2 separate regions of the Homo sapiens genome follow, and region 2 is linked to region 1. The links are chromatin loops, found by intact Hi-C in ENCODE. Cell type or tissue: PC-9. All regions are shown on one strand. Links, peaks and the distances in the headings refer to the core of each region. The heading gives the core; the rest is flanking DNA.

Region 1 (5,388 bases), core at 176-5,175:
TTCAGAAATTATGCTTTAGATAAAGTGACTATAAGCCCAGAGGTCTGTAAATAACTACAAACAAAAAAAGAGTCAAAATTGGGTGATATAATCTGGTGACATGAGATTCAAGGCAAAGATGTTTAGAGAGAACAGTCTGAAAGACACAATGCTGAGCAAGCACAGCACTTACCCATCCCCAGACCCAGTGGCACATTGGATTTGGGAAATCAACATCCACCCCTTCAGAGGACTTCAGAAGAAACAATGGCATCAGAAAGACCTAGACTTTAGTATGAGAAAAACGTAAAGGAAACAATCTAAAAAGAGACCAAAATGTTAGAAGATTTTCATGCTGTCTTCCAGGCGGTATGGAAGAGTGTCAGGACTTCTGGAGTTGGTGATGTGTAGCCCCTGGTATTACAGCACAGGAGGTGAGGGGCGGCCTGCAGTCCTCACTGAGCCTTTCATGGAGATGATTGTCTCAAAGCAGAGTGCTGTGATATGGCTGGCAGCACTGGGGTGTTGGGGACTGTGGGGTCTTGTCAGAAGCTGGAGGAGTCCTGGGCCCCCCTCTTCATTCCCGCAGCTATTTTCTAGCTGTAGGACCCTTTGCTTCTTGAAACAAAGGCGTGAAAGCAAATCCAGTATGGAAAACAGATAAAAGCAGAGTTTCTGTGATTCAAGTGGGAGTTAAGGGAGGAGAGCAGTGTCCCCCACAGGGGTCGTCAAACACTGCTGGGGCTTCTCAGGGGTCCTGAGGTTCAGGTCAGAACCACTGCTCCAACACAGGCAAGAGACACCCAAGGCAAATGTGTAATTATGTATAATCGAGTGAAGATCATATACCCAGCAATCATGTCTCTTCAAATCTTTTGTCAACCATGCAGATTGAACACTTTCTTCCATGTAATAAACTCTTCATACAAACAAGTGGTTTCTAATATCCCTTGGGACTTCTTTATGTTGTTTATGATTAGGATAACATCACTGTTAAACTGACATCATTTACATAGGAGGAACCGTAGTTTTGAATAGCTATGGGTTCTCCAGAGGCAAACCATGAACCAAAGGTATGAATGTGAGTAGTTTTTTAAGAAAGTGCTTCCAGGAGAACCCTGTAAGTGGGTGAGCAAGCAGGAGAGGAAAGAAGCCTAGTACAGGTTGAATGTTCCTTATACAGAATGTGTGAGACCAGAATTGTTTTGGACTTCAGGTTTTGGAGTACTGGCATATACATAATGAGATATGTTGGGAATGGGACCCAAGTTCAAACATGAAATTCATTTGTTTCATATGCATGTTATGCACATAGCCTGAAGGTAACTTTATATAATATGTTAAACAATTTTGTGCCTGAAACAAAGTTTGTGCACACTGAACCATCAGAAAGCAAAGGGATCACTATGTGAGTCACTCATGTGGACAATCTATGGTTGTTTGGTGTCACCGTCATTCCCTTGGGGATGCTGAATAAACTGTGTGTTACGCACCTGCATTTTGACTGCAACCGGTCATGAGGTCATGTGTGGGATTTTCTACTTGTGGTGTCACGTTGGTGCTCAAAAGTTTCAGATTTTGGAGCATTTCAGATTCCAGATTTTTGGATTAGGTATGCTCCATTTATAATAGTGTCAATTCAGGTCCAGTCTCAAGGATGTAGCTGCAGCCTCATCCCTGCAAGGGACTTCTGGAAAGTTACAGCTCAGATTCTGACCCAATGAGACAGAAGTCATATTTCTGCACCCATTAGTCAATGGCTAATGGGGCTAATGGGGAAGTTATAAAAAATCCTTGGCAAAAACAATCCGTGAGCCTGAGGGCTGCTCTTCAGAGAAGAGGGCCAGGTATGAGTACTTGAAAGAGAAGCACACTGAGCACAAAAATTGTAGAAGGGATGCAAGAACAACTGAGACTAAGGGAGCCTGTCCATGCTTTGTGTGATAGGAGGCTTTCTTTAGAAGGGCATAGATAACCTAGGTAAAGATTCCACTCAAAAACTATTAATTTCAACTTTTAATTATCATCAAAGAGATTTTTAACAGTATAAATTGTGCCACCTTCTCCCGTGCACTTCCAGCAGGATCGTATTTCCACACATAGGGTGAAACGTTGAGAAAATCCAGGTCAAGTGAATATGAGTATATATCTCAGAGATACTCAGGCATATCTCTGACTGAATGTAGAGTCTGTATTTGGAAACAAAATACATATTTAAAACACCCACTGTTGTAAATAGATTCTATTCTTTTTCTCACTACCCTGAGTGCAAATATCAAGAATGTTTAGCTTTTTCAGCATTTACATCATTACAAATAGTTTCTCTACTCTACAACCTCATATGTTTCTATATTTCAGGATTGTTGTTGATTTTTATTTTTCTCTATAAATGTTGGCTTCTCTTCTAAGGATTAGAGGAGCATTATTTGAGAGTCCCTGCCTTAAGTGTAATTTAGAGTTGTGCAATGTCAAACCCACTGACAGATTTAGAGATTAATTTCTAGACGTCTTGTGGTGCTAGAGTAGCTCCTTAAGGTTTTGAAAATGGCAACAATATTGACTCCCTACCACTAAAGGTTACCTGTATCCACATTCACCCTAATGCAAAAGGAGAGTTTAAGTGTGGTAAATATCAACGTTGTTTGTTGTTTTGCTTTATGGAAAAAACTGTGCATAGAAAAACAAAAGGCAACTGCCAGAATAAGAAGTAGTTTACCTCCAGAAGAACAGCTTATACAGGTATGTTTCCTCTTTTTATTCAGCAAGTATAACATCACTATTACTACATTAATATTATTCACATAGAAAAAAATAGTTCAGTAGTTTTAAATGGTCATGTCTTAAGGTCAGGTTCCCCAAAAGCACACCCTGAGCCAAAGATTTGAATGTTAGCATTATACAAAAGGAGGGATTTGAGTATGATTTGTAAGCTATTCAGATTGTATTAAGAATTGGTAGAAAAACTTAAAAAAAAATTTGGCTTAGATACATCTCCAACTATGTGTTTTGCTACATTTTGAAAGGTATTTTCAGGGATATTTAATCCATACGTTTCAGTGAGGCTACACGTAAACCATCCAAATGTTATTTTATTACAGCTATGTGATGTCTAAAATGCCTTTTGTGCTTTTAAAAATAGTCTTTCTATTCTTTTCTGAAAAGCAGCAGGTAAGTTGCCAAGAGTAAACAAATCAAATAGTGAAAGGTTTGAGTTCAGTTTGAAACGCTTATCCTATTATTTTTTATTGGGTTCTGAACTTGGCAGCACACATTCCCCATTCGTGCCTGCAGGGCAAAGTGAAAACAATTTGAACACTGTATTTCCCAACTGGTTCACTGACATTTGAGAATAATGTAGTACAGACAGAATCAGCATGTTTGGCAGGTGAGTGATACTTAACATGACCTTGGAAAGTTACTTCCCACCAGTTTGCAGAAGTTCATGGCCTGGAACAACATTGTACATATTACAAAACACAGGTATCGCTTCTCGGCCTTTTGGCTAAGATCAAGTGTACAAAATGCAGGTTAGGACAGACAGCCATCAGGGGATCCATGCTGAGGATTTATCTACTTTTCTCATTTATCTTTAGGTGGAATGGTTGAAAAATGAAGACATAATTGATCCCGTTGAAGATCGGAATTTTTATATTACTATTGATCACAACCTCATCATAAAGCAGGCCCGACTCTCTGATACTGCAAATTACACCTGTGTTGCCAAAAACATTGTTGCCAAGAGGAAAAGTACAACTGCCACTGTCATAGTCTATGGTGAGTGGCCCTTCAGGGTCTCAATCTAGTTCATGTTTAACTGCAGTTTCTCGTTGGCATCGGTAAAGCTAGAAGCCCTTTTTTTAAAATTTCATATTATTTGAGACAGGGTCTTGCTCTGTCACCCAGGCTGGCGTGCAATGGCATGACCGTAGCTCACTCTAGCCTCAACCTCCTAGGCTCAAGGGATACTCCCACCTCAGCATCCTCTGGAGTAGCTGGTATTACAGGCATGTACCACCATGCCCGGTTCTAGAAGCTCCTTTTCAATCTCCATCGCTGCTTGCTTGCTGCTTTTCACAGGGGCAATGAGGTTTAATTGCTTTCCTCGTACTGATATGAAAGGATAGGCTCAGACAACCTCAGCCCTTTCTCAGTCAGCTTCTAGGAAAGCGAAGGAAGCCTACCTGAGTGCCTGCTGCTTCTATAAGCCCTCTTCTCTCCAGAACCTGCACCACCAAGATCTAGATTGAGTTCTAAAGATGAATATGCTTCTGTCAGCCTGCTGATGTTTCTGTGGACCTAACACCTCAGTCTTATCATTGCAAACCCTCAGAAAGCGGGAGCTGACCTATTCCCAAAATACATTAGAGCAATTTTAGCTTCTTATAACTCATTCTACTCACTCCATCAGAGGTGTGCAGAGTGAAGATAAGGGCTGCCTTATCTGGCCAAGTGGCCCTAATCCTAACGATATGCTAAAGTCCAACGAAGCAACTTCTTAGGAAGATTCCTCCCACACCCTGGTCCTTTCTAAGCCAGCTCATCTCTAAACCTATCAATTCTCTGGAAGTACTAAGCAATTTCATACCCCATTCTGATGTGGCACATATGCTTTTATCTCCCTGTGTGGTTTAGCACTCAGTTATTTTCTAGTCATTTCATGAGTAGATTCATCTCCCCAGCTAAAGTTAAGCTCCTTGATAGACTGAGAGACTGGTCTATATATTTACATATTTCTCACAATGTTAGACCTCTAATAGTTCCTCATATTATTGATGTTTTACTGTCTCAGAGGAAATTGAACAACCTGGGAAGTATTTAGAGGTTATGCTACCTCCAGAATGATGTCCCCATGCCTCACCACCTCTTAGAACATAATGAAGATTTTTATCACTGTTTTAGTGTTAAACTCCGTGGGCCTTGGAGTCTTACTGACTGAAGGAGGGGGAGACCCACTGGCAAGTATGTGGCTCATAGTACAGTCAGTCATGTGTCACTTAATGATGGGGACACATTCTGAGAATTGCATCATTAGGTGATTTCATCACTGGGCAAACATCATAGAGTGTATTCACACAAACCTAGATGGTATAGCCTACTGCACACATAGGATAGATGGTATAGCCTATTACTCCTAGGCTACAAACCTGTATACTGTGTTACTGTACAGAATACTGTAGGAAACTGTAACAAAATGGTAAGCATTTATATATCTAAACATAGAAAAGGTGCTATAAAAATAAGATATCAAAGATAAAAAAAAAGATAAACCTGTATAGGGCACTTACTATGAATGAAGCTTGCAGGCCTGGAAGTTGCTCTGGGTGAGTCAATGAGGGAGTAGTGAGTGAATGGGAAGGCAGAGGACATTACTCTACACTGCTGTAGACTTTATGAACACTACACTTAGGC
Region 2 (5,388 bases), core at 68-5,067, 150 kb before region 1:
GTTTCTCTTTGGATGCAATCCTTCTGGAGACCCCTGCCCTTTGTCTCAGCTGAGCATGATTGGTTTTAGCTTCAGGAATGTTGAACAAGTGAGGTGTCCACCTGCGATTTCTCTGCCCACTGCCCTGCCTCTACCCTCTCACTTTTACTGTACACCCTCCCGCTTGAAATTCCTCACATCCCATTGTATGTTTTACTCCCCACAGCTGGTGAAACATACCCTTTAGCATCTTCCTCAAAATGAATAAGTAGGTAAAATTTTAGTGCCCTCGTATCCCAAAAAACACCTTTATTCTCTTCATATAGTCAATCGATACTGTGCTGCATATAAAATTCTAGATAAGAGCTTTATAATCTAAAACTTTAGCTTTTAATAACTCATCTTATTTTCATATTCAGTGTTTTTGACAACCTTAATCTGCTATTGTCTACTCTCCCATTCTCTTTGTTCTAGTGTTTGTAGCTTTTCTATTTCTTCACTGGAATTGGGGATTTCAGGAGCAAAGTACAATCATTTTTGTATAATCAATAACTTATACCTCCTTCTTGAAGCCCCTAAAAATGTCCATTTAACATTATGTCTGTTAAGTTTGCCATCTATAACCACTGAATTATTTTGATTTTAAAGGCAAATGTTTGCATTTTTGAGTGAGCATATTTTTAAATCATGAAATTGTTGAAAATATAGTTTGAAGTGAACTAGCTTTTGAAAAATATATAAATTGCTTTTTCTTAACATTTTGAAACCTTAAGATTTGAATCTGAATTTAATTCTCCAGAAGCATATAATGCACTTATTTCTCAGTCTTTGATTTGCTCTATAAATTATACTCAGAAATTTAAACTTGGAAATAAAGAATGAGTAAACGTTGTTAATGAAGTAGAGTGGCTTAAGGGACTGACGGTGAAAGAAATCAGGGGTTTTGACCTAGTTTTGTTATACAACCTATTTTTTTGCCATGTACTGATAAATTTGGACTGTGAATCAAGTCTGCCCTAGTTGCATCCCATATAAGCCCTGCCTAAACTACAGTTGTCAGGTTTCATTTTAGAGAAATGAAATCAGGGATGGACCTAATGGAATCAAACAATAACTTTTCAGATGATGTCAAGGTCTTTGAAAATCCTGCCACGGTACCTATGGATCATGGCACCATCTCCAGGAAGCCCATGCTGTATAATGCAGAACATTAACTGGAGGGGAGGGCACTGCTCACCCAACCCAACATTAGTGCAGATGAAGCACTGCTACAGATGGGAAGCAGAACACTGAAAAGCAGGGACATGGGAAACAGGACCAGTAATTTGGTTTTTCATGTCAGGATGAAGTGAGAAGTCATGGTATTGAGGAGTCAAGAAATATTGAAATCATACCTTTACCTAGCATAAAAGTCGATTTGTTCCTGTTTTTTTCAGTCCTCGTGACATTAAAGCAGTGATCTCAATTTTTTGCTAGTGCCACGGAAAACTCCTAACATTTGTTAATCTTCATTTTTAACAAACAGAGACGCCTTGGACCCCTGGCCTCTGGCAAGCAAAAGAATCTAAGTAAATGATGAAACAGAGTTGTATGTTCATTTCACATTATGGTAACCTATTGATGACAGTTGATTCTGATTTCCATTTACTGTGATGACATACAGTTTCCTCTTATAATAAATGTGCTCAGTAAAAACATTAATACATTTCAAAGAAAATATTCACAAATAATAGTAAAGGCAGTGAGAAAATATATCAGAAATTGTGAGCCTGGTGCACACACAGCTAACGTGTGGGAAGTTCAGGCACGCAGCAATAAAACAGGAGACCTGGACTTCGGTTCTGTCCATGGCAAATATATGACCTGGGCAGTTCATGTAACTTTTATTTGCTTCTACTTCCTCATCTAAAATGAGGAGTCAGCTCAGATCTCTTAATAAACCCCTTATATTTCTTAAATGTTGAGATTTCAAGGATTTTCTTTGCGCTTAATATAGGCACAGGTTGTTTTGGGTTCGCAGCAACTAGCAAGGAGGAAAAGATCATGAAGCAGCTGATGATAACCACCCAGGTCATCCCCCTGAGGATCACTGGAATGATAGAATAACAGACTAACTGTCTCATAGAGCTTTAGAGCTTATAGTGAAAAGGAAGAGCTCTTTGATTCCCCTCACAGGGCCACAAGACGTGTGACAGAGGTGTGGCTCACCTGTTCAGTGCTCCCACCACTCAAACCCCTTCCGTGAGGGGGAGTATGCAGATGGGCACATGTAGAGGCCGGGGCGAGTACTTTGGGCTCCAGCTCTGCAGTAGTGTCTAGGGGTGGGTGCCTGCAACCCGAGAGTTACAAAGCTCTTTCACCTTTGCTGTCCTCAGATGGCTTGAATGTTAACGGGCTCAATGGACGCTCTGCCTTTTTGCAAGAGCAGAGGGCCAATATGATGCTTTCTGTACCCCAAGCTCTTGTCCAGCATCCCGGAAGATTCGGGTCACACACTCGAAGAATGAATGCAAGGTTTTATTGAGCAGTGGAGGTAGATTTCAGCAGGATGGATGGGAAGCTGGAAGGGGGGCATGGAGTGGGAAAGTGATCCCCCACAGGAGTCGGGCCTCCCACTGGCTAAACTCCTCTTCAACTGCCCCCAGCCAGACTCCTCTCGGCGTTCAGATCTTCCTCCTTTTCTCCCTTTCTCTGCCACGTTGTTCCACCATCCATCTGCTGATCTGCTGGCTTGCTGCTCTGCTCCGAAGTTTGGGGTTCAGGGTTTATATGGGTGCAGGATAGAGGGCATGGTGGGCCAAATGGCAACTTTTTGGGTACAAAACCAGAAATTCCTGTTCTCATTTAGGGCCGCAGATATACAGGCTTGAGGGTGAAGCCTTTGCCAGAGAACCACCCTCTTGTATCTGTATTTCCCTGTGTCCTGTCCACATCAGTAGCACTCTTAGAGATCATTAAGATGAATTCTCCCTGCCAACACTCATTTAATAAATGAGAAAACAAGTGTCCCAGAGAACGTATGTGGCCCATTATTATACAGTTGAATAGTAACAGGCAAAAAACTATTTATATCCATGGGCTTTGGCCTAGAACCCTGGCTCCACTTTGGTTCTCTTCATTGCATATCATTATGGCCTTGGAATATGATTTTCCTGACCTTATAATGCTTTTAAAAAGGGAGAGCGATACCTGGGTGCTGATTTTTTTTTAATCCAGTACTTTCAGAAATGAAATGAGTTTCATCAATACCAGCAGCTAATCAAAATAACTCAGGGCTACTTTTGTTTCTGACATACTTTGGGTAGTTTTGTCCAAAAATATTCTATTTCCCTTTGATGGTTAGATCTAACTGAAATGTGGGATATACCTGGACCTCTCCCCAAGAACGTTGTGAAAATAAGCAGCAATTATAAATGGCTTAAGAATTGTATACAGTTGCATTATTAATTTATGTTTTTTGTCCATTGGTGATATAAAATAAAAGCGATTCTTTTCAAAAAAAATGGAAGAGAAGAAAGTTTACATGCTTTTTGGTTTTTCCCTCCCAGGCCTTTAGAGTCTATTGACTGTTCATCAATTTAATTATTGTGTTATGTATGTCTAATGTACTCACCACACAGGAGGCTAAGTAGTTTCCTTCCCCCAAGGTAGCTTTCAATGGCTGGAAAACGATCCATCTGTGAGCCACACTGGCCTCTTCGGAAATACCCTCCTATTGATTACAAGAGAGAATTGTAAAAGATTATTCAAGAGACACTACTGAGGAAACATATCAGTGTTACTTTAATTATGACCTAAAGCAAATTCTTGAAACAAGGATTGAACAAGATCCACAGAGCACCGAAGAACTGTGCAGTGGATGAGTAAGCCAGATAGAGATGGACAAAGACCAGAGGAGATGCACTTGGGAAATGGTAATCCATCTGTAGCTGCTACGAATATGGAAAACATCTATTTATTTTATTTCAATAATAAAGGTATTATATTTAAAATATTTACAATGGCTCCCAAAGTGGGGCAAGGTTTTGAAAAGTAGCAGAAATAAAGTGAAAGTATTAGCAGGTATTTATTGAGTACTATTGACTTCCCTGAAATGAAACTTTCAGTGGCCTCCTGCTGTCTATCAAATGAAAAGCCTTCTTGTCATCTCCACACTGAGCTGGTTCCCAAGTGTGACTCCCAGCTACTGAGCAGCAGCGGGGTTCCAGCTCACCTGTCCTGTTCAAGAACATGCCCGAGATTGCTCTACCAACATGAGTTTGCTCAGGCTGTTTCTTCAAATGTTCTTCTCCCAGCAGATTCCAGTTTCTGCCTTTGGGATTTCAATAATACTCAGAGGCTTATTTCATGGCCTTACTCTGAAAAGCCTCTCCTGATTATCTCAAGTAGATGCAAGCTTTTTCTCTTTTTTTATTTTTATTGCCTACCACACTTATTCCTTGTTCTACTTAGTAATTACTGGCCCACGTGTCTAATTTTCTCTTTCTTCCCCCAAGACTGTGAAGTTCTTGACATCCTATGGAACATAGCAGTAATTTATACTCATCAAATTGAAAAGATATCTTAAACACCTTACAATGTATTTTTAAAGAAATAGTATCTCATACATGAAAAAGTGAATCACTGAAAATTCAGATCACTGTTAGGACCATAGAAGAAATGTCTCAAAGAGACTTATTAGTTTCTTAATTTAGAATAAAGGGAGCAATCTCTTTAGACTAGGGGACTCTAAAGAAATTGCTGCCAAGGAACTAGGATTTAAAATAGATTTAGAAAGGTTTAGCTAATTGCAGATAATAATCTAGAGAAATGGCATGGGCTAAAGTGTAGAGGAGGAAAGTATAGGCTGCAATCAAGAGACATAGTTGCTAAATGTGTGTTATAGCATATTTATATAGTGATAGAGGGTTGCTATAGCTTGCAAAATATTTTTCTTTATATTATATGTGTCCTCAAATACTACCCTGTAACACTAAGGTGCCATAATGTTTTAAGGCCCTCTGGGATTATCTGTTTATTCTTCTCTCCTATTTATCTGTGTGATCAGAAACAGAGGGAACCATTATTATGCACTTTTATTCCCCTCAAGGCTAAGCACTTTTTAAATAAATAAACAAATGGAGAATGATTGTGCTGATTATACAAAATAAGTCCCTGAGAGAAGTGTGCTTGATCACAGAGCCCACACTTAAACATAAGGCTTCCTTGTCTGTCCAGTGCTTCTAGCATGCTAGGACAGCAGGCCTAGGCAGAAGAGAGAAATCTGAAAATGTACATCTGATGAATATGATAAATAGGGTAGCAGCCATTTAAAAATTAGAACCAATGGAGTAAAACAGATGATATCTAAGATGTATAATGGCATCAATTAGAAGGCATTCTGAAAAAAATTACAAGTAGGTAGAAGTG

Evidence for each region. Peaks named below come from ENCODE experiments on the same cell type or tissue, not always from the same donor. Only the 100,000 strongest peaks of a DNase experiment are listed, where the experiment ranks them.
Region 2: a loop joins it to region 1, with 2.0 times the contacts of the local background. A loop is called at or near these places in 1 of 110 quality-filtered maps.

Annotation. Positions count from the first base shown.
Region 1 is chr4:95,248,852-95,254,239 of GRCh38, reverse strand. It overlaps UNC5C (unc-5 netrin receptor C), which reads left to right. Exons shown (of 16, transcript NM_003728.4): 5 at 3,573-3,753. Among named protein-coding and RNA genes, the nearest start is that of UNC5C, 300 kb to the left of the region's middle. In PC-9, for the core only: no CTCF peak of the experiment used is centred there; a DNase peak (open chromatin) is centred at 3,289.
Region 2 is chr4:95,402,149-95,407,536 of GRCh38, reverse strand. All of the region lies in intron 1 of UNC5C (unc-5 netrin receptor C), which reads left to right. It overlaps LOC124900736 (a long non-coding RNA gene), which reads right to left. Exons shown (of 3, transcript XR_007058194.1): 2 at 3,593-3,691. Among named protein-coding and RNA genes, the nearest start is that of UNC5C, 140 kb to the left of the region's middle. In PC-9, for the core only: no CTCF peak of the experiment used is centred there; no DNase peak of the experiment used is centred there.